Linked DNA regions of Homo sapiens: regions 2, 3, 4 and 5 are each linked to region 1. The links are chromatin loops, found by intact Hi-C in ENCODE. Cell type or tissue: PC-3. All regions are shown on one strand.

The links. Peaks named below come from ENCODE experiments on the same cell type or tissue, not always from the same donor. Only the 100,000 strongest peaks of a DNase experiment are listed, where the experiment ranks them.
Region 2: a loop joins it to region 1, with 4 times the contacts of the local background. A loop is called at or near these places in 82 of 110 quality-filtered maps.
Region 3: a loop joins it to region 1, with 7 times the contacts of the local background. A loop is called at or near these places in 8 of 110 quality-filtered maps.
Region 4: it touches region 1 in a loop (13-fold over the local background); 94 of 110 quality-filtered maps call a loop at or near these places.
Region 5: it touches region 1 in a loop (11-fold over the local background); 19 of 110 quality-filtered maps call a loop at or near these places.

What each region holds. Positions count from the first base shown.
Region 1 is chr10:79,371,634-79,376,633 of GRCh38, reverse strand. No RefSeq gene overlaps it. Among named protein-coding and RNA genes, the nearest start is that of PPIF, 27 kb to the right of the region's middle. RefSeq lists an enhancer at 385-921 and cis regulatory regions at 1,476-2,260, 1,763-2,263. In PC-3, CTCF peaks have their summits at 1,680 and 1,890 (motif pointing left); DNase peaks (open chromatin) are centred at 713 and 1,853; H3K27ac peaks cover 325 bases.
Region 2 is chr10:79,485,288-79,490,287 of GRCh38, reverse strand. No RefSeq gene overlaps it. Among named protein-coding and RNA genes, the nearest start is that of EIF5AL1, 25 kb to the left of the region's middle. In PC-3, CTCF peaks have their summits at 2,311 and 2,514 (motif pointing right); DNase peaks (open chromatin) are centred at 1,777 and 2,477; H3K27ac peaks cover 547 bases.
Region 3 is chr10:80,141,826-80,146,825 of GRCh38, reverse strand. PLAC9 (placenta associated 9) reads right to left here. Exons shown (of 4, transcript NM_001012973.3): 2 at 4,647-4,744; 3 at 2,483-2,603; 4 at 1,467-1,926. The coding sequence ends at 1,916. Among named protein-coding and RNA genes, the nearest start is that of PLAC9, 12 kb to the right of the region's middle. In PC-3, CTCF peaks have their summits at 1,871, 2,705 and 2,923 (motif pointing left); DNase peaks (open chromatin) are centred at 705, 1,831, 2,325 and 2,905; H3K4me3 peaks cover 1,422 bases; H3K27ac peaks cover 1,847 bases.
Region 4 is chr10:79,465,490-79,470,489 of GRCh38, reverse strand. No RefSeq gene overlaps it. Among named protein-coding and RNA genes, the nearest start is that of ZCCHC24, 22 kb to the right of the region's middle. In PC-3, a CTCF peak has its summit at 2,887 (motif pointing right); a DNase peak (open chromatin) is centred at 2,899.
Region 5 is chr10:79,499,608-79,504,607 of GRCh38, reverse strand. It overlaps the pseudogene TPRX1P1. Among named protein-coding and RNA genes, the nearest start is that of EIF5AL1, 10 kb to the left of the region's middle. In PC-3, a CTCF peak has its summit at 1,959; a DNase peak (open chromatin) is centred at 1,957; H3K4me3 peaks cover 343 bases.

The DNA.
Region 1 (5,000 bases):
ACAATCTGGAATAGGGTCCGGAGGAGAACCTGGGATCTGCTGTACTGCTCTCTCTGATTTGTGTCTGTTTTTGCTCCTGGCCAGGAGGTGAGCTTAAAGGTGAGCCAGGCCGAGGAGATGCCCCAAGGCAGAGTGGGAGCCGGGTCCCTCCACATCTTCACCCCACGCAGCATGCTCCACAGTCCTGACTACCTCCTCTAGAGGGGCTACTTGGGCTTGCTTCACTGCCGACCTCCAGTGCTCACTGTGGCCTGGCACACGGTCAGGTTCAATGTGGAGTAAACGAGCGTGTAAGAGTCGCTGCCAACATCCAGCCAGGAGCTGGTATGGCAGCCATGGTGCTAGTGATTCACACACATCAGTTTTGGTCCTTGTAACAGCCCTGGGAGGTGGGTACTATAAGGATTCCCATTTTACAGATGGGGAAGCCGAGGTTCAGAGAGGTCAAGTGACTTGTCCAAGATCATAGAGGTAGCAAGTAGCAAAGTCCCCCCCCGACCCCTCCCAGAACCTCTCCCCCTCCACTCCCTAACACCAGGGGCATTTCAGGCCCAGGCCTAACCCCTGCCTCCTGCTGCTTCCTGCTGTTATACTGCCCTCCCAGACAGCCAGGCAGCCACCAGCCTTCTCTTAGCCCTCTCTGTCTGTCCTGGGCCTCTCCTCACTGCCCAACCTGGCCTGCCTACCTCCCTGTAGTAGCTGAGTCATGATCCATCTAGGGCCGGCCCCATGGTTGTTGAAGGCCTATGTGGAAGCCAGAACCCAGGGGAGCCCCAGCCCTCCCTCCACCTCCTTCCTTACTAAGTTCTCAGGAGCTCCTGGGGGTGGGGGCAGCTCTGCTCCTGTTCCCACTGTGTCCAGCGTGATCGAGCCAGGCCAGGCCCCTGTGCCGTCTCTCCCTGGACACTTGCTCCTCCTTCCCTTCCATGCCTGGCCCTACAGCCTCCTGGAGCCCTGTACTGAGGCCAGTTACCCTCCCCATGCCCCATCCCAGAAGCACTCAAAGCTGGGAGCTGAGATTCCCCTCTACCATCTTCTCAACAACCCCCATCCTCTCCCTGGTCACTAGCAGGGGCCCCACAACCCTCCACACTCAGCTCCTGCAGATGGTGGGGCAACCCGGGGTCCAAGTCCTGCCTTGTAAGTCCAGGACCATGGTGCCTGCCTGGAACTCCATCTCCCTCTGCACTCTTATCCTGGGCAAGAACTCTGGGGCCAGAGGGGCTGGACCCTGAGTGACAACATCACTACTTATCAGCCGCCATCTTAAGCAAGCCACCTTCCCTCTCTGAGTCTCAGTTTCCTCCCTTGTAAAATGGAGATACTAATACCCTTCTACCTACCCGAGGTCACCGTTGAGATTAGTTGAGATACAATGGCTAAGCCCTTGGCACATGAGGTGTGCTCAGGAATTGTTAACTACTGCTCTGGTCATGGAGGGTTATGGCCACTTCAGCCTGTGCTACCTCTAAATGGGCCCCATGATTCCCTCTGTCTCTGCCTCCACTTGTTAGCCCTTGAGCCATGCTTTCTGGAACCTTCACCCTGACAAGATGACAAAGAGAAGCCCCAGGGAGGGACTTGGGTTTCTTGACTCTCTCTGGCCTGTGGGACATTCATCTCCCCTCCCCAGGCAGCCACAGCCTATTAGTCCAGTTCCAACTGGCCTTCTGCCTCAGTTTCCCCATTGTGCTGAGGCAAAGGACCCTTGCTCAGCATGTAATTGGTCATCCTCTCCCTGGGAACCTGACCACAGCCCCGCACAATGGTGGAGGCTGCTTCAAACTGGGTCTGCCTGCCCCACCCCAACAAACTTGCCAGCTCAGAATTCTCCAGCGTTCCAGCCTCTCGCAGCAATCAGCTGGTTCCCTGCTGCCCTCTGGTGGCCGAAGCTGAAAACTGCAACTTCCAGGTGGCAGGGAACCAGTGCAGGGGACAAAAGGGAATTTTTTTTTTTCTCCCAAGTCCCAGGTAAACCCTGACCTCCCCAGTACAGGGATACCTGGGCCTCATGCACCTGCCAAGTGGCAAGATTGTGTTTTTCGCCCTTGGTTATAAAAACAATGCCTGCACAATGTGAAATGGAAACAAAGACAGTAAGCAGAGTGTGGGCTACTCCCAGTAGCCCAACATCCCCCAGACCAGCACTGTCCAGAGTTTGGCCATATCCTTCCATAGTCTTTTGCTTATAGAAATCTGTGTGTGTGTGTGCGTGTGTGTGTGTGTATGTGTGTGTGTACACGTGTATGTTAATGGATTATACTTGACAGGCTGTTCCATATCCTGCTTCAACTCATCATCATCATCTTTCCCTGTTAACAGAGAGACCTTTCTCATTTGTCTAATAGCTGTATTCCTTTGTTGGTTAACATACTTATCAATTCCCTGTTGAAGGGTCTGAAGCATTCTTGGTTTTACAAGTCAATCTTTTTTCTTTTCTTCTTTATGAGACAGAGTCTCACTCTGTTGCCCAGGCTGGGGTGCACATGTGGCACAATCTTTACCACAGCTCATGGCAGCCTCAACCTCCTGAGCTCAAGCAATCCTACCTCCTCAGCCTCTGGAATAGCTGGGACTACAGGCACACACTACTATGCTGAGCTAATTTCTGTATTTTTTGTAGAGGCAGGGTTTCACTGTGTTGCCCAGGCGAGTCCTGAACTCCTGGAATTAAGTGATCCTCTTGCCTGGGCCTCCCAAAGTGCTGGGATTACAGGCATGAGCCACTGTGCCTGACCAATCTTTTTTCTTAATCACCTTTCTGTTTGGTACAGTGGGAAGATCTGGAGTCAGGAGAGCCAGGGTTTGACTCAGATCTCAGGCCACTGGGTTTAAAATTTTTTTTATTTTTAAATGACTCTTAACGATGCATATTTATGGGACACAGTATGATGTTTTGATACATGCGTACATTGCGTAATGATCAAATCAGGGTGATAAGCTTATTCATCACCTCAAACATTTATCATTTCTTTGTAGTGAGAACACTGAAAACCCTCTCTTCCAGTTATTTTGAAATATGCAATACAATGTCCTTAGCTACAGTCATGCTACTGTGCAAGAAAAGACCAGAACTGATTCCTCCTATCTAACTGTAATTTGGTACCTGTTGGCCAATCTCCCCCATCCCGCCTTCCTTCCCCAGCACATAGTAACCACTATTATACTCTCTACTTCTATGACATCAGCTTTTTAAAGTCCGCAAATGAGTGAGATCATGTGGCATTTGTCTTTCTATTTTTTCTATTTGTCTTCCTATTCTTGTTATCTTTGATCACATCCTTGTGATCTTCCAGGCCTCAGTCCCAATGTATCAAACTCAGGCATTGGGCTCCATCTCGAATCCTTCGCTCTGACAAGCTCCCAAGTCGATTATTCCATGTTGAGTTGATAGAGCCTACAGGCTGCCCTGGGGTCATCAATACAATTTATTAGGCTAGTGCTAGAAAGGGGCATGGGGGACCACACAGCTCTCTTGGGCATGGGGTCCAGTAAGCACTTGCACAATTGTGGGGAGGAACAGTCTGAGATTCTCCTGCTTAGACCTGGGAGGGCCTGGTCGGGGAGACTGAAACTGAGAAGAAGGCTGAGGCCAGACCCGCCTTCCTCCTCTGGCGCTCTCTGAGGGCACCTGGCCTGGCTGCTTTCTCTTGGGAGGGGAATGTGGGTATCCCACCACACTTCAGGCTGGAGTTCTTAGAGCCTGTTCTGGTTCCAAAAACTGTCTGATCCATGAATCACTCTTTGCTCAATTAAACTGTTAAATTTAACTTGTCTAAGGTTATTCCTTTTAATAGATTCAACTTGAAACATAAAGATACAAATAACTTAAAAGTAAAAAAGTGAAGAGTTCCACTTCTTGGAGGCAATGTGAAGAGTTCCATGAGCCCACTTGCCTGTGAAACAAGCAATGTTGGTGAAAACTGCTTTTTAAAAATTAACCTTTAAAGTCTCTGGAAATTGTCCTAAGGATATAGAGCAAATGAAGAAAGTCAGGCTCCCACTCTGCCTTGGGGCATCTCCTCGGCCTGGCTCACCTTTGAGCTCATCTCCCGGCCAGGAGCAAAAGCAGCCCTTGACCATAACAGTAATCATGACTATAAAGATAGTATGTGGGGACGTCACTAAAACTAACTCAATAAGAACAGCAGGTCTATGGCATTTGACACATAACTATTCCCTTTTCCTTCACCTTCAGCTCAGCTTAATGGAATCTTCTCATAAGGTGAGGGTGGCCAAAAAGACAAGGCTCCCTCTCCCCTCACTTCCCAATCAAGTATTTTCACATATTAGTGGGAGAGGCAGACCAATAACATTTTGCCCATCTCTCCCAACTCCAAGTTAAAGAAGCTAAATTCTGGATGAGTGCAGCTGAGAAGTGGGGGGTTTCTTTCTACACCCAGCCCTAACCCATAGAATAGTGGCTCCATCCCAGATTCAGAAGGCCAAAAACACTGGGACCCCAAATCTTGCTCCAGCTCACTCATAGAGCACAGGTTCTATGCTAGGAGAGGAAAGCCAAGAATATCAGAGGCTACCACCCTGCCCAGTCCCCAGAATACTGGCTCATCAGAAAGAGAAACAATCCATAAGAGAAAGATATCCAAATCTCTCCACAAAGGAACTTTTATTTTATTTTATTTTTGAAATAGTGTGTGGAAGCCTAAAGTGCTTTTGAAAACAAAAAATAAATTGGACTTCATCCAAATTTAAAATTTTTGTGCTTCAAGGGACACCATCAAGACAGTGAAGAAACACCCTACATAATGAGAGAATGTATATGAAAATCACATATCTGATAAGGAACTTGTATTTAGAATATATAAAGAGTTCTGGCAACTCAAAAGTACAAACACAAATAGCCCAGTTAAAAAAGTCAAAGGATCTGAACAGACTCATCTCCAAGGAAAATATACAACTGACCAATAAGTACATGAGAAGATGCTCAACCTCATTAATCATCAGAGAAATGCAAGTCAGAAATAAATGAAGTAGCACTT
Region 2 (5,000 bases), 110 kb before region 1:
AAAATAAAAGGCAATAACATCTGCACAGGCCCACCAGGCACCAGGGAGGTGCTGGGTGCTGTACCTGATGCTTACCGCCATCTCAAAGTTGGTCTTATTACTTCTAGCCTTCATTTGAGAAGACAGGCTCAGAGAGGTTAGGTAAATTGCCCATAGTGACCCGGTAAGTTAGTAGTAGTGTCAAGACAGAAGGAAACCCAGAACTAGGTCAATCTACCTCTACATATTGAAGCCTCATTTTATCCAGAGCCCAAAGAATTAGAACCAGGCAGGTCCAGAACGGAACCCAGGGATGGGGTTAGCCTTGTTTGCCTGCTGAAGGCTCAGTGCAATCATTGGCTGCATCACTGAGGTAGAAAGAATACTGAGAAAGGGCTGGGCGCAGTGGCTCACACCTGTAATCCCAGCACTTTGGGAGACCAAGGCGGGCAGATCACAAGGTCAGGAGATCAAGACCATCCTGGCTAACACGGTGAAACCCCATCTCTACTAAAAATACAAAAATTAGCCGGGCGTGGTGGCAGGCGCCTGTAGTCCCAGCTACTCAAGAGGCTAAGGCAGGAGAATGGCGTGAACTGGGAGGCAGAGCTTTCAGTGAGCCGAGATCGCGCCGCTGCACTCCAGCCTGGGCAACAGAGCAAGACTCCATCTCAAAAAAGATAAATAAATAAAAGTAAAAATAAAGAATACTGAGAAGGGGGAAGGGATAATAGATTTTACAAATTGCTCCTGGGTGATGGTGTTCCCTTTCCACACTGCAGTGTGTCTGGAAGAAGAGATCAGGTGAGAGGTCAGCAAACTGAAGGCTCAGCTGGAAAAACTGGGGGCTATCCAGGTTAGAGAAGACTTAGAAGAGGCTGGACTGTTGTTGACCCTGAGTGGACACTTGTTCTCTGGGAACAGATTGAGCCAGGATTGGTTAGGTTTTGCTATAATAATAAACAATCCCCAAATCTCAGTGGCTCACACAGCCAAGGTTTATTTCTTGCTCACATTACATGTTCAACACAGGTCAGCATGGAGCTCTCCTCATCCTAGTTGCTCGGGGATTCAGGGCAAGTCAGGCTTCATGTAGGCATGAGCTCCCCAAGACACTGCAGCAATGGCATAGGAAAGAGGTAAGCCACACACTGGCTATTTAGGCTTCTGCTCACATTTCACTGGCCAAAGGAAGTCACATGGCAACACGTAACTTCATGGGGCCAGGAAGTGCAATCACACCTAGAGCCCATGTGCAGATAGGAATGATTGACTGGCAGCACTCGTGACTACCTCAAGGATTAAAAGGGTAACTGGGGCTGTGGATGAATGCATAAGGAAGTTGACTTTGAGTCCATTTAAGCATGGCCTTCCCAGGAAAATAGTGAGTACCTATCAACAGAAGTGGGTAAGCTATGGTGGGATAGGTGCATTGCATTGCACGAATGTCATAGAAGATTCTCCACCATCACTGGCTTCACGGACTTCGTACCATACAGAGCAGTGGCCATTAAAGGCAAGGGTGCTGAAGCCAAAGGTGCCTGTGTCCAAAACCCTCTCTCTCTTATTGGTTGTGTTACTTTGTGCAGATTACCTAATATCACTGGGCTCCAGTCTCCTCCTCTGCCATGTAGGGATAATAAGAAGTCCATAGAATCATTGTGAGGATTAAATAAGCCCATAGGTTGGGAAGCTCTGATCAAGTCAGTTGCTCTTGCTGTTGTTCTCATTCCTACCCAAGATCTTGTAACCGCCCCTCCCAGAATCCTTGGCCACATCCCTCCCCCGGCCTCTCACATCCCTAAGACATTAGTCAGCAACCAGGACAGGGTTGGGAAAGCTCTGTGCACTGGGCCAAGCAGGCAGATCTTTTCCCACTAGTGTCGCATGGTCTGCTGGGGTAGGTTACTTTCCCTAACCCACCCTGCTCCCCAGTAGGTTTCCTCCCCGTCCTGTCTCCCAGCCGGACTGCAAAGCCATTTCCTTCTTCAGCTCATCCCCAAATCTTCCCTGACAGCCATGGGTCTGATTTTGCCTTCTCCACAATGTCGTATAAATGGAGCCATACAGTATGATGTCTTTCTGCTCTCTTGATTTATCTGTTTTACAGATATTTGGCCGTATCAGATGGGGGATCTCCTCTCCCCCTTCCCCCCCATCCAGTTAGATGGCTGGCATTTGCTCCTTGGTTGTTATCTTTGTAAGTCTAAGTAGGATACTTCTATTTTCAGCTATAGACAGTGTCCCTGGGCTCCCCACTTTCAGAGATAAAGCTATCAGTGCCCCTATCCTTCCCATAAGATCTAAAATAACCATTTTAGAAACATCAGGAGGAGGTGTGGCAAAGTGAGGTGGTGTGTTTCAGAAACGGGTGTTGAAGGAGCACAGAGGAGCCAGGGGAGAGAGGCTTTCTGGAAGAGGCGGGGTTGAGCTGGGCCTTGTCCTCTTACATCTCTGAGGGCAGCTGCCAGCCAACCTGCTCTGGGAGGTCTGCAAGCCCTGATCTGCAGTATCTCACTTCAGACACCAGGGGGAAGGCAAGTGGCTTCGCTGTGGTCACCTGCACAGCCAGACCATGGGCGGCTCAGCTCTCCCCACCCAAATCCCTTAGCGGGGCGGGAGATCTAGGCTCTTAGCTCTCAGCCCTCCATCCTCATGGAGGCTTAAATCCTTAAGTGCCGTCCAATGCTGTGGCTTCCAGGACTTGTGTTCATTGGAGTTGTCTCATCTGCACTCATCATTTCTCAAAGTGTGGTTCCTGGAGCCCTGGCATGGGAATCAGTTTGTTAAGCACATAGATTCCTGGGCCAGGCTTCAGACCTCCTGTTAGGGATGGGCCCCAGGACTCTGCATGTTTAATTCTCTATCCGTGTTTCTCTCACACACAGGATGGAGTGAGGCCTCTGGATCAAGACTCGCCATGATCTCAGCCCCTCAAACCCCTCCACCCTTTTCTCTCCTACTGTCCATGGCAGTTTCCAGGGAAAGGGTCTGTAATTTGAGGAAACATATATTTGATTCCTGGAGATTCACTGGTCACACTACCATGTACAAGCCCTGTGGTAAAGAAACCTGTATGACTTTGTTAAACCTAGCATTTCCCCAAATTATTTGACAGGGAACCCCCTTTCCCACTGTTTAACAGCTGCTTACATCACACCATACACAAAAGGCTACCCTAACCACCTCAGGCCTGACCTGATGGTTCCCTCCACAGTCCCCCCAAACACCATGCACTTTGCCACTTCTATTCCATCCCCTCCCTCCCACAGGAAGGCTTCCCAGATTTCTGTAGCACACCTGGCCTGAGGCTTCTTGGGGTTCCAGCCTCAAATAACCCTCCCTTCTATGTCATTTTTAGACACTCACTGGATGCTCCAGTTCCAGCCATCTTAATGTAACAAAACCCCTTTCCTTCCTTTGTTCTCAAAGAGAAGCAAAGCCACAGGCTCTCCTGGACAATATCTCCAAGAGAGGAATTCCAATTCCAATTCCCACCTGTTCCATAGGCTGAGCCCCAGCAGTCAGCCCTGGTCTCCTCCCAGGTCACCATCTCATTCATCAACACTCGCTAATGCAGACCACTCACTCACTCAGTACCGCCCTAAGCTGACCTCCACAGCGCATACTCAGAGGGGACAAAAAGTCATTGCAGGCCAGGCACAGGGGCTCATGTCTGTAATCCCAGTACTTTAGGAGGCTGAGGCTGGAGAATCACTTGAGCCCAAAAGTTTGAGCCTGCATGAGCTACAATTGGGCCACTGCACTTCAGCCTGGGTGACAGAGTGAGACCCTATCTCAAAACAAAAGTCATTGCAGCTAAAGTCAAGAACCACCTGGATTTCCATTCTCCATCCATTTAGCTCAGTGGTTCCTAAATATTTGCATTTCAAGGACCTGTAAGCAAACTGCATCCCCTGCCCACATGGAAGGCCAAACAAGAGTCCTAACTTTTTATTTGGTCAAGGACTACATTAAAATATAATCCGTTCTGCATTTCAGTTTTGGAGCCTTTGAATAAGAATCATCCATCATTTTGTGAGATAATTTTAATCCAAAAAATTTTTTTGGAGATGGGATCTCACTGTTGCCCAGGTTGGAGTGCAGTGGTACAATCATTGCTCACTGCATCCTCCACCTCCTGGGATCAGGCAATCCTCCCACCCCAGCCTCCCAAGTAAGTGGGACTACAGGCTTTCACCACCATGCCTGGCTAATTTTTTATTTTTTGTAGAGACAGGGCCTCACTGCGTTGCTCAAGCTGGTCTGAAACTCCTGGGCTCAAGTGATCCTCCTGCTTCAGCCTTCCAAACTGCTGGGGTTACAGGCATGAGCTACCATGCTGGCCCCTCATTATAAATTTTAATAACATTTTTATTTTAATACCAAAATAAGTAAAAGGAACAGACTTTTAGAGTAAATAAAAATCCCCTGAATTAATCAATTTAATGTTATGGAACATTCACTATATTGTCCTCAACTTTTCTATTTTGTGTAAACAAATAAAAACCTCACTACAAAGCAGCTCATGTCCTTGAGCCAGGGTCTGGGAAGCAAGCAGACTTGTGCACCTAGTCCGAGTGTAGGTCCGAGCTGGAGACAGTATTGTGATTGCTGTACCAAGGCAGGAAGTCAGTTCTAGGCTTTCACATACATTTCATTTAATATGAAGACCTGGCATTTTAAATGAAAGGGAGATATTGTTGCCATTATTTTCTATATTACAAGAGTGAGTGAGCCACTGTGCCCTGCCAACTATCTTGACAATAGAAAAATCAATGTGTAGCCAATGGAATGCTCCATTAATGGGGGGAAAAACGTAAGAAAAGGGAGGAGTTAATAGTCTTATCATCATACAGGGTTGTCAAGATGGTGAATAGAATTAATTTTAAAAAAGAAATAGAAAATAAGTAATTGTTTAAATGTTCAAATATAGCCAGTAGAAAACAGATTAGAAGATAGATAGATAGATAGATAGATAGATAGATAGATAGATAGATAGATAGATGAATCAAAGAAGA
Region 3 (5,000 bases), 770 kb before region 1:
TAGCCAGGCGTGGTGGTGTGCACCTGTAATTCCAGCTACCCAGGAAGCTGAGGCAGGAGAATTGCCTGAACCCGGGAGGCAGAGGTTGCAGTGAGCTGAGATCATGCCACTGCACTACAGCATGGGTGACAGAGCGAGACTCTGTCTAAAAAAATAAAAGAATAAAATGTGGTATATTCATACAATGAAACATTATTCATCCGTAAGAAGGAATTAAGTACCGATACATGCTACAATACAGATGGCCCTTGAAAACATTATGCTCAGAGAAAGAAGCCAGATACAGCTAGACTACGTATTGTGTGATTCTACCTACAGTACTACCCCCTTACCTTCAGGGGATAAATTTCAATACCCCTAGCAGATGCCTGAAACCACAATAGTATCTAATCCTATTATACTATGTTTTTTCCTATGCATGCATACCTATGAAGTTTAATTTATAAATTAGGCACCATAAGAAATTAGCAACGATAGCTAAGAATAAAATAGAACAATTAGAACAATATGCCAGCTTCTGTGAAGGGAGAGTTGTGTGAAAAACAACAACCATATGCCAGCAGCACTGCTCTTGCACTTTGGGTCTTGATTAAGAGAAAGAAGTGTTGCTGGAACACAAGCACTGTGATACTGTGGCCATTGATCTGGTAACTGAGAAGGCTGCTAAGTGACTAACAGGCAGGAAGTGTAGACGGCGTGGACCATGCTGGACAAAGGGAGCATTCACATCCGGGGCGGGATGAAGTGGGATGGCAAGAGATTTCATCACGCCACTTAGAATGATGTGCAATTGAAAACTCATATATTGTTTATTTCTGGAGTTTAATATTTTAGGACTGTGGTTGACTGCAGGTAACTGAAACCATGGAAGGTGAAACCACAGATAAAGCCGGACTACTGTATTTAAAATGTCCAGAATAGGCAAGTTCGTGAAGACAGAGATCAGTGGTTTCCAGTGGGGTGTGGGGAGCGGGAATGGGATGTGACTGCTTAATAGATACACAGTTTCTTTCTAGAGAGAGAACAATGTTCTGGAACTGGTGGTGATGACTGCACAACTTCTGAATGTACTGGAAGCCACTGCATTTGTACAATTTTTTTTCTTTTTCTTTTTTTTTTTTTTGAGACAAGGTCTCACTGTCTCCCAGGCTGGAGTGCAGTGGCATGATCATGGCTCACCACAGCCTTGACCTCCAGGGCTCAGGTGATCCTCCCACCTCAGCCTCCTGAGTAGCTGGGACTACAGGCACGTGCCACTATGCCCGGCTAATTTTTGTATTTTTTTGTAGGGATGGGGTTTCACCATGTTGCCCAGGCTGGTCTCAAACTTCTGGGCTCAAGTGATCCTCCTACCTTGGCCTCCCAAAGGGCTAGGATTATAGGTGTAAGCCACCGCCCCCAGCCTTGTACAATTTAAAATGGTTAAAATGATGAATTTTACATTGAATTTCACTTCATAGGAAAAATTTTTAAAAACAACAACAAACCACTTTAATGGACACATAAAATCCCTGGGGGTCTCATTGCAATGCAGATTTGGATTAAACAGTCTGGGTGGGTCCTGAGACCCTGATCCCCTTGCTTTTCACCTATGGCCACATTTTGAGAAGCAAGGCCACTCAAAGGGCCCCCATCTGTGTGAATCAACCCCTGCTCCATCTGCCCCTATAAATGACAGGAGTGGGGGTGTCCCCAGGTCTGAGCCTGGAGGGGGTTGCAGGCTTCCTCCAGGCATGGAAGTGGAGTGAGAGGAGGCTGTAGTTAAACGGGTTACTCTGTCAGCAGACACAGAGGAGACCAGAATAGCTTTTATTTCACATGAAGCTAAGGAAGGAAGTCGAGAGGACAGGGCTGGTTCTGTGGGCGCTGCCTGGCAGGTGCACCACCTCCAACTGCTGGGCTCCAGCTCCAGGGCTCAGAAGCCATCTGAAAGAAAGCAGAGGCCCCCAGTGAGCAAGCTGGGGTGCCGCAGAGTACCTGCCCCCGTGGTGCCCAGCAGTTCCTTCCCTTCCCTCCCCGGCCCCCAGGAACTACTGCGCGCGGGACACAAGGATCAAGGAGAGAGCAGAGTGCAACCCCAACCCTGCCTGATCAGTGGGGACGCCCGTCTTCCCTGCGAGAGTTTTGGGGTGGAACAGGAGTGGCTGCTCAGGGGAAAATTAAAGGAGCTGAGAAGCTCCAGTCGTGAGAAGGCTAATGAAGGAGGCAGTTTCTCCGCGCAGGGGTTGTGCTGAGATGGCATCTAGGGCCGGCTCTTCCAGAACCTCATTTGACACTGGGCGGCAGCCACCGGGTGTGGCAGGTGGGGCGGGGCGGGCGGGGAGCAGGGATGATGCCGTCCCGCTTCCGTCCCCAGGGAGCGCTGGGGCCCTCCCTGCCAGCCAGGCTACACCTGTGCAGTGGAGCAGCCGTCCCTGTCTCGCCTGCCCAGCGCCAGATGACAGCCGCCCAGAGGCTGTCCTCTGCCACCTGCACTGCTCACCTCCGAGAAGGTCGGGAGCGGGGCTGAAGGGTCCCGGGGGCAGGTTCCAGGCCAGCTCCTCCAGCAGGCCCAGCAGGCCTTTCACCTCTGTCCCCAGGTGATCCACGGTCTTCTCTACCATCTAGAGTGGGAAGTGGGGTAAAGTCGAGGACAGAAGTGGTTCCACGTTCCGCTTCATCAGCTAGGTCCTAAGAGAGCAGCTGGCGGTCCAGTGCGGTGCAGTGGGAAAGGACTGGGCGCTAAGTGACCTGGGTTTTCCTCACTCAGGCTCTGCCCCTACCTGCCTCAGTTTCCCCAGATGACAATATCCTAGGGGGCTTGCTCTCTAAGGCTCCTTCTTTTTTGGCACTTAGTCACAGATTTGGATGAAGCGCCTGTAGAATACCTTCTCCCTTTTGGACTTTGCAGCCTGGAGCTCACATTCCTTTTGTTGTTCCGCCCCCTGGTGGTATCTCTGCCAAATGACAGGTTTGGGATTCTGAAATTTACTGAGTTCTTAATGGTTTTTCCCTGTGTATGCCATGGACCCCATTGGCAGTGTGGTGAAGCCTACAGACCTCTTCTCAGAATAATGCCTTAAATGCAAAAAATAAAACATATAGAATTACTAAGGGCACCAATTGCATTAAAATATTATTCAAGTATTAGGCCGGGCGTGGTGGCTCACGCCTGTAATCCCAGCACTTTGGGAGGCCAAGGGGGGCAGATCATCGGAGGTCAGGAGTTCAAGATCAGCCTAGCCAACGTGGCGAAACCCTGTCTCTACTAAAAATACAAAAAGAAGCCGGGCATGGTGGTGCGCGTCTGTAGTCTCAGCTACTCGGGAGGCTGAGGCAAGAGAATCACTTGAACCGGGAGGTGGAGGTTGCAGTGAGCCGAGATCACACCATTGCACTCCAGCCTGGGTGACAGAGTGAGACTCTGCCTCAAAAAAAAAAAAAAAAAAAAAAAAAATTCAAGTATTTAAAATTAAACTTTTTGGCCCAGCATGGTGGCTCACGCCTGTAATCCCAGCACTTTGGGAGGTTGAGGCGAGATCACTTGAGGTCAGGAGTTTGAGACTAGCCTGGCCAACATGGTGAAACCCCATCTCTACCAGAGGTACAAAAAATTAGCCGGGCATGGTAAGTACAAAAAATTAGCTGGGCATGGTGGTGCATGCCTGTAGTCCCAGCTACTCGGGAGGTTGAGGCATGAGAATCACTGGAACCTGGGAGGCAGAGGTTGCAGTGAGCCAAGATTGTACCATGGGCTCCAGCCTGGGTGACAGGGCAAGACTCTGTCAAAAAAAAATTTAAATTTTTGATGTAATATATGTATTGGCCGGGCACAGTGGCTCATGCCTGTAATCCCAGCACCTTGGGAGGCCGAGGTGGGCAGATGGCTTGAGCTCAGGAGTTCGAGACCAGCCTGGGCAACATAGCAAAACCTTGCCTCTACAAAATAAATACAGAAATTAGCTAGGCATGGTGGCACATGTGTCTGTAGTCTCAGCTACTTGGGAGACTGAGGTGGGAGGATTGCTTGAGCCTGGGAGGTGGAAGTTGCAGTGAGCCGAGACTGCACCACGGCACTCCAGCCTGGTAGACAGACAGAGACCCTGCCTCAAAAAAAATAAAATGTATTTATTAACTCACTAAATCACATGATTTAACATCAGGCCTAATAACAACTGAAATTTTGACATAAGGAAGGATAAAAATTATATGTTGAGATATTCATAACTAGAAGATGAAATTATCTGGATTTCTATTGATGACAAAGTTATAGTACTGTTAATACCACGGCTCGCTGTTTGTATTTATGATGAATGAGAATGCTCAATTTCAGTTAAAGGCTTGTGACAATAAAGATGTAAACTTTTCCCCACACAAGTTAGGAATCGTGGCTATATAACAAAACAGTGACTGAATTTCCACCTTCCCATCCAGTAATGATGTTGAAATATCCGGGTGGGGGTAAGCAAGGCCTTAGGGGAGGCAGGGTCCACTGGGGGCTGGGCAGCCCGGCAGCCTAGATGGGAGGGTGATGTTGGACGAGGTGGCCACAGGGCAGGATCGGCCCGGATGTCCTCACATTCCAAAGCAAGCTTGCATCTGCCCATAAAAACACCATCCTAGAAGGTGGTCCTGAACTCGCATGTCCTTCCAAACCACCCTGTTACCTCCTCCATGACATCTAGACGGCGTTGCACAGCCATGTGTCTGTCACACGCTGTGCTCTGAGCTGAGTCTCCTCGCGGAGGGCTGAAGGGTTCGGCAGCTGTGGGAAAACAAGTCTTGTCACTGTGGGACCCTTAGTTTTCCATAATGCCAGAGACTCCTGTAAACACTGGGCTCAAATGAGGTCAGTCCTCAAAGCAAACTCAGGAGCAAGCGGAGGACGGCCCAGGTGGGGGTCAGTGTGCGAGTGTCAGCCATCTCAATCCCACCAGTCTCTACAGCCACAGTCACCTACAGACCCAGATGAACTTCCTCAAGGAGGTGAAGCCCAGGGAGGAAGGGAGGATGGGCTTCAG
Region 4 (5,000 bases), 94 kb before region 1:
ATAAAAAGCAAAAGCTGGTAATACGAGATAGGAGAATATGAGCAAGGGCACGAGCGCATCTGTCGCACCAGGGCATGTGCTTCCTCCGTCAGGCCAAAGACAGGGGACACTCCCTCCCACCATCATCACACACAAGTCCTGGGCCTTGCTCTGCTTCACCCTGCTGAGCTCCATGCCTCCACCGGAGCCAAAACCTGTGTCCCAGCGAATACTCTCTCTGGACTGCCTTGGTCTTCAGGTACTGCCCACCCAGCAGCCACTGTGGCAAGAGATGTGGCTATGCTGACTGACTGAGGCAAACTAGGGCCTCCTCTAGTGCTGGGGGCGGGACAAGCCCCCCACCCCTCCCCACCTAGAACTGCATGGCAGCAGTTCCTGAACATTGGGAGGGTAGGAAGGACACTGAGAAGCCAGAAGCCATGTTCATCACATAATTTGTTTCCCTAAACCAAAAGGTGATAGTGGAGTGGAAATAAAGCTTGCAAGAGGAAGAGTATAGAAACCTGAAAAATCAGGGCTGGAAGAGGACTTCATTTTCTTTTTATTTTATTTTTTGGAGATAGGGTCTTGCTCTGTTGCCCAGGCTGGTGTGCAGTGACATGATCATAGCTCACAGCAGCTTCAACTTCCCTCGCTCAAGAGATCCTCCTACCTCAGCCTCCTGAGTAGCTGGGACTACAGACACACACCACCACACCCGGCTAATTTTTAATTATTTTGTAGAACATTTCAAAACTTTCTATGCTGCCCAGCTGGTATCGAACTCCTGAGCTCAAGCGATCCTCTGGCCTTTGCCTCCCAAAGTGCTGGGATTATAGGTGTGAGCCACTGGGCCCTGCCTGGGAGAGGACTTTGAAAGTCTCATAGTTTAATTCACTTGTGTTGCTGTGATTCCTTCCTCATCTGTCTTCCACGGTGACATTCAGTCTCAGCTTGTATACCTCAGACCAAGGGGAGCTCACTCCTCCAGAGTAACCCACATTCATTCTAGAGACGTCTATAACCCCTGGAAGTCTCTCTTCATATTGAGTCGGAACATTCCTTCCTGTGTCTTCTCCCATGGGCCCAGCCCTCCCCTCTGGGATATCCAGGACACATCTGCTTCATCTGTCCTAAATCTGAGTCCAACAGGAATGTGTAAACAGTGATTGCATTTCCCAAAGACTTCTCTGGAACAAACTGACCACTCACAGGCCTGTCACCTCAAAGATGGTGGTCACAGAAGGGCCCCAACATCTGGAGTGGGGAGCTGGGGAGGCCCTTGAGGAAGCCATCTTGAAGCTGGAGGGCATCCGATGAGCATCTTCCCTGGAAGCATTGGTTGGTCTCCAGGTCAGTCACAGTTTACTGCTTAGAAACAAATGGCCTCAGTCACAGGGAGGAGCCCCAGGCCCCTCACGCATGTGTTTATTGGAAGGATATGATCTCCCACACATAGAAACACTGCCTCCTCCCACCTCATCAGTTCCCACAGAGCTCTGCAGTGCCTAGGGAAGGCCACGTGCCCTGCAGCTTTAGTTCCTGAGGTCTAGGCTGCTCCCATCTGGCCACACACATCCAGTCCCCCTCATCTAGTCCCAGGCCTGATCCCCCACCACCTAAGAGGTCTGCAAAGGGTGGGGCAGTACACCATGATAGAAGGGGTCTGGGCTGGAGTCTGAGCCCTCCAGGGATCCTGCTCTGCTCAGATAAGTATGCCTTTCAGAGCCTCAGTTTCCCTTATCTGAAAAACAGTGAAAGGAACTCATTTGAGGAGGTGCTCGGGGAATGGGAAGTACCGAGCACATGGTAGCTTCCTAACAGGCTTGTGTATTACGGTATCTTATTGATGAGGTCTTCCCTTCACCTTCCCTGATTTTCAGAATCCATTGAGGGGGTTTCAAATCCCATGTTCTAGCAATCCTGCAATTTGATGGCAAATAGTAACGTTCCTACCATGGAAACACTCTGGAAATCCTGCCTTCCTCCAAGAAGGCCTCACATGTTGATCAGACAGGCTGGTGGTCCTATGCTCTCCTCAACCCCTCTCCCCAGCTTTTATAGATCTTGTAGTAGATGACTGTAGTTGTGCCTTCCCCTCCCCTTCTTGGGAACTGTTCCACCCCATGCACACGCCTATAGAGGGGGCCCTAGCAGTATTATCACCCTTCCTCTGGGGCTTCTTTGACCTCAGGACAAGCTGGATTAGGCAGAGTTCTTCCCTCAGATTCACTGGGTTGGAAGTGGAAGAATCCCAATCCTTCCTTCTCCAGGGTGTGCAGGTCTGGAGCTGCTGCCAGTGTGCAGTGCAGGGAGAGAGCTGAGAGGGAGGGAAACAGAGAGAAGAGACACAGCATATTTGAGTTCCTGGTTTCTGTGTTCTTCAGCCCTGTCTGTCTCCTGCTTAGTGACACAAACCATCCTTAGGATCCAAGAGGAGCAGCCCATTTCCAGCCTCTTCTGAGGTCCAGCTGATCGGACTTTGAGTGGACGTTTGACCACGGAGAATTAATCCAGAAGCCAGGCAGGTCCACTATCTCCTAGAGCTGGAACATAGAGTGCCAGGGTCGGGTGTTTCCAGGGCTCCACTGGTGAGCCACCGATAAGCAGACAGAACCTTCAGACTGGTCATGAGGATTCTTACATAACAGAGAAAAACAGAAGTCCCTGGAGCCTGAGGAGGTTGGGGCAGAGAAAGGAAGGAGGCTGGGAGAGGGGCTGCCTGGGCTCCGGCCAGCTTCCCCCTTTGTGTCTTCACTGCCTTGAAAGTCCTGCCCTGGCTGCCCTCAGGTACCATCAGATATTTCTGCATCTATCTGGCAAATCTTCCCTTTTGCTCAAGCTACTTTGCCAGGGCTCTTGTTCCAGGTCCCTGGCTATCCTGTCCTTCAACATGGAGGCAACAGAGTCTGTGATCCCCCATAGGGGGCGCTGGAGAACAAGTTCTCACAATTGACCAAGGAGTTTACAGCCTTTTTTTTTTTTTTTTTTTGAAACAGAGTCTTGCTCTGTCGACTGGACTGGAGTGCAGTGGCTGCAACCTCCGCCTCCCGGTTCAAGCGATTCTCCTGCCTCAGCCTCCTGAGTACCTGGGATTACAGGTACACACTACCACTCCAGGCTAATTTTTGTACTTTTTAGTAGAGACGGGGTTTCACCATGTTAGCCAGACTGGTCTTGAACTCCTGACCTCAGGTGATCCGCCTGCCTCGGCCTCCCAAAGTGCTGGGATTACAGGCGTGAGCCACCATGCCCAGCCTACAGCCTTCTTTTGTTCAATTGAGATATGATTCACATAACATATCACTCACCTTTTTAAAATACAACATTTAGTGTTTTCTAGTGTATTCACAGAGTTGTGCAACCGTTACCACTATCTAATTCCAGGACATTTTCATCACCCCGAAATGAAACCCCATACTCTCTAGTGGTCACTTGCCATTATCCCTCCACCCTCCCCAGCCCCTGGCATCCAACAAGCTGCTTTCTGTGTCTACAGATTTGCCTATTCTGGACATTCATATAAATAGAATCATACAAAATTTGACCTTTTAAGTATGGCCGTTTTCACTTACCATAACGTTTTCAAAGTTTATTTATGTTGTAGCATGCATCAGCACTTTACTTTTTGTAATGGCTGAATAATGTTCACATTTTTTTGTACCCATTCATCCATTGATGGATATCTGGGTGATTTCCACTTTTTGTCTATTGCGAGTAGTGCTTCTATGAGCATTTGTGTACAACTATTTAAGTACCTGTTTGTTTTCAATCCTTTTGGGTATAGACTTAGAAGTGGGATTGCTGAGTCATGTGGCAATTCTCTGTTTAACTCGTTGAGGAGCCACCAAACTGTGTTCTTTTTTAAAATTTTTTTTAATTTTTTTTTTTTTTTTGAGACAAGACTCTCCCTATGTCACCCAGGGTGAAGTGCAGTGGCACAATCTCGGCTCACTGTAGTTTCCGCCTCCAGGGTTCAAGTGTTTCTCTTGCCTCAGCCTCCTGAGTAGCTGGGATTACAGGCGCTTGTCACCACGTCTGGCTATTTTTTGTATCTTTTAGTGGAAATGGGGTCTCACCATGTTGGCCAGGCTGGTCTCGAATTCCTGACCTCAAGCGATCTGCCTTCCTTGGCCTGCCAAGGTGCTGGGATTACAGGCGTGAGCCACTGCTCCCAGCCCCAAACTGTTTTCTATAGTGGCTGCACCATTTTACATTTCTACCATCAATGTTTGAGGGTTCCAATTTCTCCACATCTTTGCCTATCCCAGTGGGTACGAAGTGGTATCTCACAGAGGTTTTGATTTGCATTTCCCAAATGACTAATGATATTGAGCATTTTCTCATGCACCTATTGGCCATTTGTATGTCTTCTTTAAAGAAATATTTGTTTTCCCATTTTAAAAATTGGGTTATTTGATTTGTTTTCATTTGTTTTAATTTTTTAATTTAATTTTTTTTTTTTTTTTTTTTTTTTTTTTTTTTTTTTTGAGACGGAGTTTTGCTCTGTCGCCCAGGCTGGAGTGCAGTGGCGCGATCTCGACTCACTGCAAGCTCCGCCTCCCGGGTTCACGCCATTCTCCTGCCTCAGCCTCCCGTGTAGCTGGGACTACAGGCGCGCGCCACCATGCCCGGCTAATTTTTGTATTTTTAGTAGAGACGGGGTTTCACCATGTTAGCCAGGATGGTCTCGATCTCCTGACCTCGTGATCCGCCCGTCTCAGCCTCCCAAAGTGCTGGGATTACAGGCGTGAGCCACCACGCCCGGCCTTAATTTAATTTTTATTTATTTATTTATTTATTTATTTTGAGACTGAGTATGAGGTTGGCTAATTTTTGCATTTTTGGTAAAGATGGGGTTTCATCATGTTGCCCAGACTAGTCTCAAACTCCTGGGCTCAAGCCTTGGCCTCCCAAAGTGGTGGGATTACAGGCATGAGCCACCGTGCCTGGCCTTCTTTGTTTTTGACAGAGGGTTTCCTCTGTCACCCAGGGTGGAATCCAGTAGCCCGATCATGGCT
Region 5 (5,000 bases), 130 kb before region 1:
TGGTAGAGCCTCACCCCTCCCGCTGGTTAAATGAAAATATTTCCACTCAGAAGATCAGCAAAAGGTGTTCATTGAAGTTCATTTAATAAACCTTAGGGTGTAGCAGCTCAGGCTCTGGGATTTCCAGTTTCTCTTTCAAAAGATAAGGGAAAGCCCCTGTCTCCAAGATTAGAATTCAGATCCTTACGAGATGAAGAGATCCTAAAAATGCATACACAGTTAAACTCTGAGATTTGTATCTGTGATCTGTGGATAATTATTCTCCATGACATACAGACACAGATATGGCCACACACAGAAGTATTCAGCAGGGGCACAGATATTTCATAGAAGACAAAATGTATATTGGGCAAAAGAAGGTCACCTGGAAATAAACCGAAATCTTTTTACCTTACAGGATAATTTTGAAATTTGAAGAGTCTCCTGGGCCATGATATCTTGGAAAAGTCTCCACCATATTTGATGCTCCATGCCCCGTGCTCCCTCCTCTCTCTCTCATTTCCAGTGTTTCCCTTTAGAAACATTTGCAGTCCTATCTTTCTGGGTGTCTGCTTCCTGGAGGACCAGTTCACACCCCAGGGTATACCAGGTGTGACTCCTCGTACACTATTCAAACTCAGGCAGATACTGCCTTGCTGGACACAGAAGCAGGGTTACCCTTTGGGTAGTGTTGACTGGTAAGGGCCCGAGGGGGACTTCTGGGGTGGGGGAATATCCTGTATCCAGCCACGGGTGGAGGTTGTGCTCATTCATTCTAGAAAGAGTCACTGTGTTCCTAGTGACTGCCAGTGGTGCCTTGTGAGCAGATAGACAGTAATACATCCCCATGAGGTGGCCAACTTCTGACAGGGAATAGAAGGGCCCAGCAGCGGCTGTGGAGCCCTTAAGGAGCCTCGCAGAGACTCAGGGTTTGTCAGAGCCCATGCCCCACTGAGCCAGCTGCCCCCCGGTAGCACCAACTCCAGGCGGCTCTAAGGGAAGCTGAGCTGGGTGTAGACATTTCTCCATAAGTCCTGTGCCCCCCACCATCTTCCTGTAATTTTTAAATTGTGTGATAGGCAGAGATCGGTGGTGAGAGGCTAACTGAGCTGGACTGGAGAGGAGTGAAGAACGCAGGGGTGAGGTCAGTCAGAGGACGGGACAGGCAGAGAGAAGATGAGAGAGAAGGGATGAGAGAGGGAGGGGAAGGACAAAGAGAAGGAGAAAGACAGGGAGGATAGAGAGAGAGGGGTTGAAACAGTGAGAGAAAGAGAGAAGGGAGAGAGAGAGAAGGTGGAGGGTGAGGGGAGAGAGAGAGAGATGGAGATGGGAGGATGGAGTCATGGAGAGAAGTTGATTTGGGCCCAGGGGGAGAAAAGGAAAGCTGGAAGAGACAAAGACAGAAGGACCCACAGTGAGAACCAAGGGAGCTGGAGGGAGGGAGGTGTCCAGAGAGCTGGCCAGTGATCCACATACCGAGAGGAAGGCAGAGAGTAAAAGAGAAGAGAGGAATGAAGACAGAGGAAACAAGAGAGATGGAGAGGACTGAGACAGGGAGAGGAGGCTGGAGAGAATCACAGACAAACAGCACAATAGAGGAAGGGAAAGAGTTGTTGAAGACAGGGTCACAGAAAGAGAGAAAGGAAGGACAAAGAGGGAGGCAGAGAGAAGCAGAGAGAAGCAGAGAAAGAGAAAGCAGGGAACAAAGCAGTGAGCCGGCAGGAGGTGGAGGGGGGGCGGCACAGCAGTTGGGAGGAGTTCTTGCACTCCAAGCCGTGACCTCCTTGGGGCCTTGAAAGCCCATCACATGGGGACACGTAGGCCTCCCTTGTGGCTGGGTTGCTGTGTGGAGCCTCTGGGTCTGTCCCTGAAGCAGGGACTTCCAGGGGAAAGGGCTGCCCTGTCACAGGTTTGCCTCCTCTGTGGGGTGGGGACCCAGAGCAGCCTCCCTCGCTGTCCTGGTCCCTGCTGCATTTCCCATCCTGGCCAGCTAGGTGGCCGTCAAGTCCCATACCTGGGAACCAGGCTGAGACCCTTTGTCCAGCCTCATCTGTTCTCACCTGGCTCCAGATTCCAGCCACAGCTCTGGCAAACAGTCCATGCGTGCTGGCTGTCACCAGATCCACACACCCCGGGTGGATTCCTGCCCTGTTCCCACAGGACAGCCCTCAACCAATGGAGACAGGAACCTGGAGTTAAATGCTTCTCCCTTTTTCACTGAGAGAGAGACATGCACAGTCTGATGCACTTTCTTTCCTTCTTTCTTTTTCTTTCTTTTTTTTTCTTAAGACAGAGTCTCTCTCTGTCACCAAGGCTGGAGTGCAGGGGCACGATCTGGGCTCACTGCCACCTCCACCTCCCGGGTTCAAGCAATTCTCCCACCTCAGCCTCCCGAGTAGCTGGGATTACAGGCACTAGTTACCACGCCCAGCTAATTTTTGTATTTTTAGTAGAGATGCGGTTTCACCATATTGGTCAGGCTGGTCTCAGACTCCTGATCTCAGGTAATCTGCCTGCCTCAGCCTCCCAAGGTGCTGGAATTACAGGCATGAGCCACCACACCTGGCCGTGATGCACTTTCTAGATGCTGTCCTAGAGATCACACTGTGTTAAGCCTCAGTTGCCTTCAATGTGGTCATCTCTACAGTATACCCTTAGCTTTTTTCTCCTCCGTTACTTTCCCAGACCCTCACTCTGCTCCCTGGATTCACTTTTCGAAATAGTCCTCCTGCTGCAAAGTCCTGGGCACCTGCCCTACTTTCAGCATTGGAAGGGGGGCCCAGGCTAAGACCATGAGGCCCCACTGTGGGCGCCCACAGCCCCGTTCCTCCCTCTATTCCCACCACAGTCACATCCTCCTGTCCCTCAGTGCTTCCTCGCCTTTCCCTCCAGCCCACCGTGAGATCCCAGGGGACGGAGCAGCCCCTTCTCTGCCCCAGTGCAGGGCTTGGCCTTAGCACACGGTCAGTCTGTGCTGGGGTGAAGTGATGAATGAGTGAGTGGTTGAGTGATAATGCATCATCAGATCTGTCTTTTCCACATGTCTCTATCTCCACCCAGAACCAGTTTTCTCATCCACAAATGGGCATTTGAGGCTGGGTGCTCCTAAACCCTACAAAATTCAGAGCTGGCACAGTTGGGGACTGACCTTCCTTGATCTCACCTCACTTTCTGTATCTATAAAATGGGGTACCTTTCTCTAAGAGTAAAAAGGAGGCCTGGCATAGGGAAAGAAACTCAGCTCGAGCATCCAGAACATCCATCTTGCTCTCAAATACCTAATACAGGGGACCATGTTTTCTGCTATAATTGGTATTGGAGCTGGTACCATTTATTAAAGGTAATTCAGTTACAAAGCTTCAATTATTAAAACTGTGTAGTAAACGTGTATATATGGACAGACAAATAGAAGAGGAAGTCCAGATGTAGACAGAAATCCATACAGAAATAGAGAATGGGACAAAGGAAACATCTCAATGCAGGGTGTTCAGACACCTGGCCAATCATCTGAAAACTGAAAGAATAAAATACGCCGGGCGCGATGACTCATGCCTGTAATCCCAGAACTTTGGGAGGCCAAGGTGGGCAGATCACCTGAGGTCAGGAGTTTGAGACCAGCATGGCCAACAGGGTGAAACCCCATCTCTATTAAAAACACAAAAATTAAGCAGGGTGTGGTGGCGGGTGCCTGTAATCCCAGCTACTCGGGAGGCTGAGTCAGAAGAATCACTTGAACCCGGGAGGCATAGGTTGCAGTGAGCCAAGATCACGTCACTGCACTACATACAGCTTGGGTGACAAGAGTGAAACTCTGTCTTAAATAAATAAATAAATAAATAAAATTTAGTCCTTTTCTCAAAGTAGACAGTGATATAAATTCCAAATGCATTATGATTTAATACTTAAAGAAAAATCATGATGTCATGAGGATGTACATCTGTCAAGCCTCATCAACTTGTATCCTTTAAATAGATGCCTTTTGTTATATGTAAATTATATCTCATGAAAGTTGGTTAGAAAACATAAAAGTATTGGAAGAATATGTGAGAGAATTCCATTCTAACCTTGAAGTGGGTGGGGTGATTGGAGTCCCTCTAACCATGACTCAATATCTAAAAACCATAAAATAAATTCATTACTAAATCTGACTACACAAATTCAAAAAAATCTACATGGCATGAAGCACCATAAGAAAAATCAAAAGGCAATTCACACTGGACAAATATTTGTAACTCAGATCACAGGAAAAGGGCTGACTTCACAAATATCTGGAGTTCAAAAATGAGAAATAACCAAACAGTCCATTAGGAAAACATGCACGGAACAAGAACAGACTTTCCTGTTTTTTTTTTTTTTTTTTTTTTTTGAGACAGAGTCTCGCTCTGCTGCGCAGCCTGGAGTGCAATGGTGCAACCTCAGTTCACTGCAACCTCCACCTCGCAGGTTCAAGCAATTCTCCTCCCTCAGCCTCCCAAGTAGCTGGATTATGGACACCCACCACCACGCCCGACTAATTTTTGTATTTTTAGTAGAGATGGGGTTTCACCATGTTGGCCAGGCTGATCTCAAACTCCTGACCTCAGGTGATCCACTTGCCTCAGCTTCCCAAAGTGCTGAGATCCCAGGCATGAGAGAATCCCAGACCCGGGCCCCATCTTAAGCTCTGGTTGGATGCCAAGCCTAGGCTCACTCCCAGGCCCAGTCCCAGTTCTAGGCCCACGCCCAGGATCACTCCCAGCCCCAGCCCCAGGCCCCTTGTGGCCTCAGAGCCCCTATGCCTCCGACTTCTTGACAGACACTCAGTTATTCCCTCACTTCACGGAGGTGCTCCCACCTCTAGACGTCAGTCTTCACGATGATGTCTCAGTACAAAGAAGGGCAGGGCTCTATGGACAAAAAAGACTCAGGGTTTCAGTACCAAGAGGAGGATATCTCTGTGAATGAAAACTATTCAGACCCCAGGTAACCACTGGGTTGGTAAGGGGCCTGTGCCTGCAAAGTCCTACAGATCCCAGTGGGCC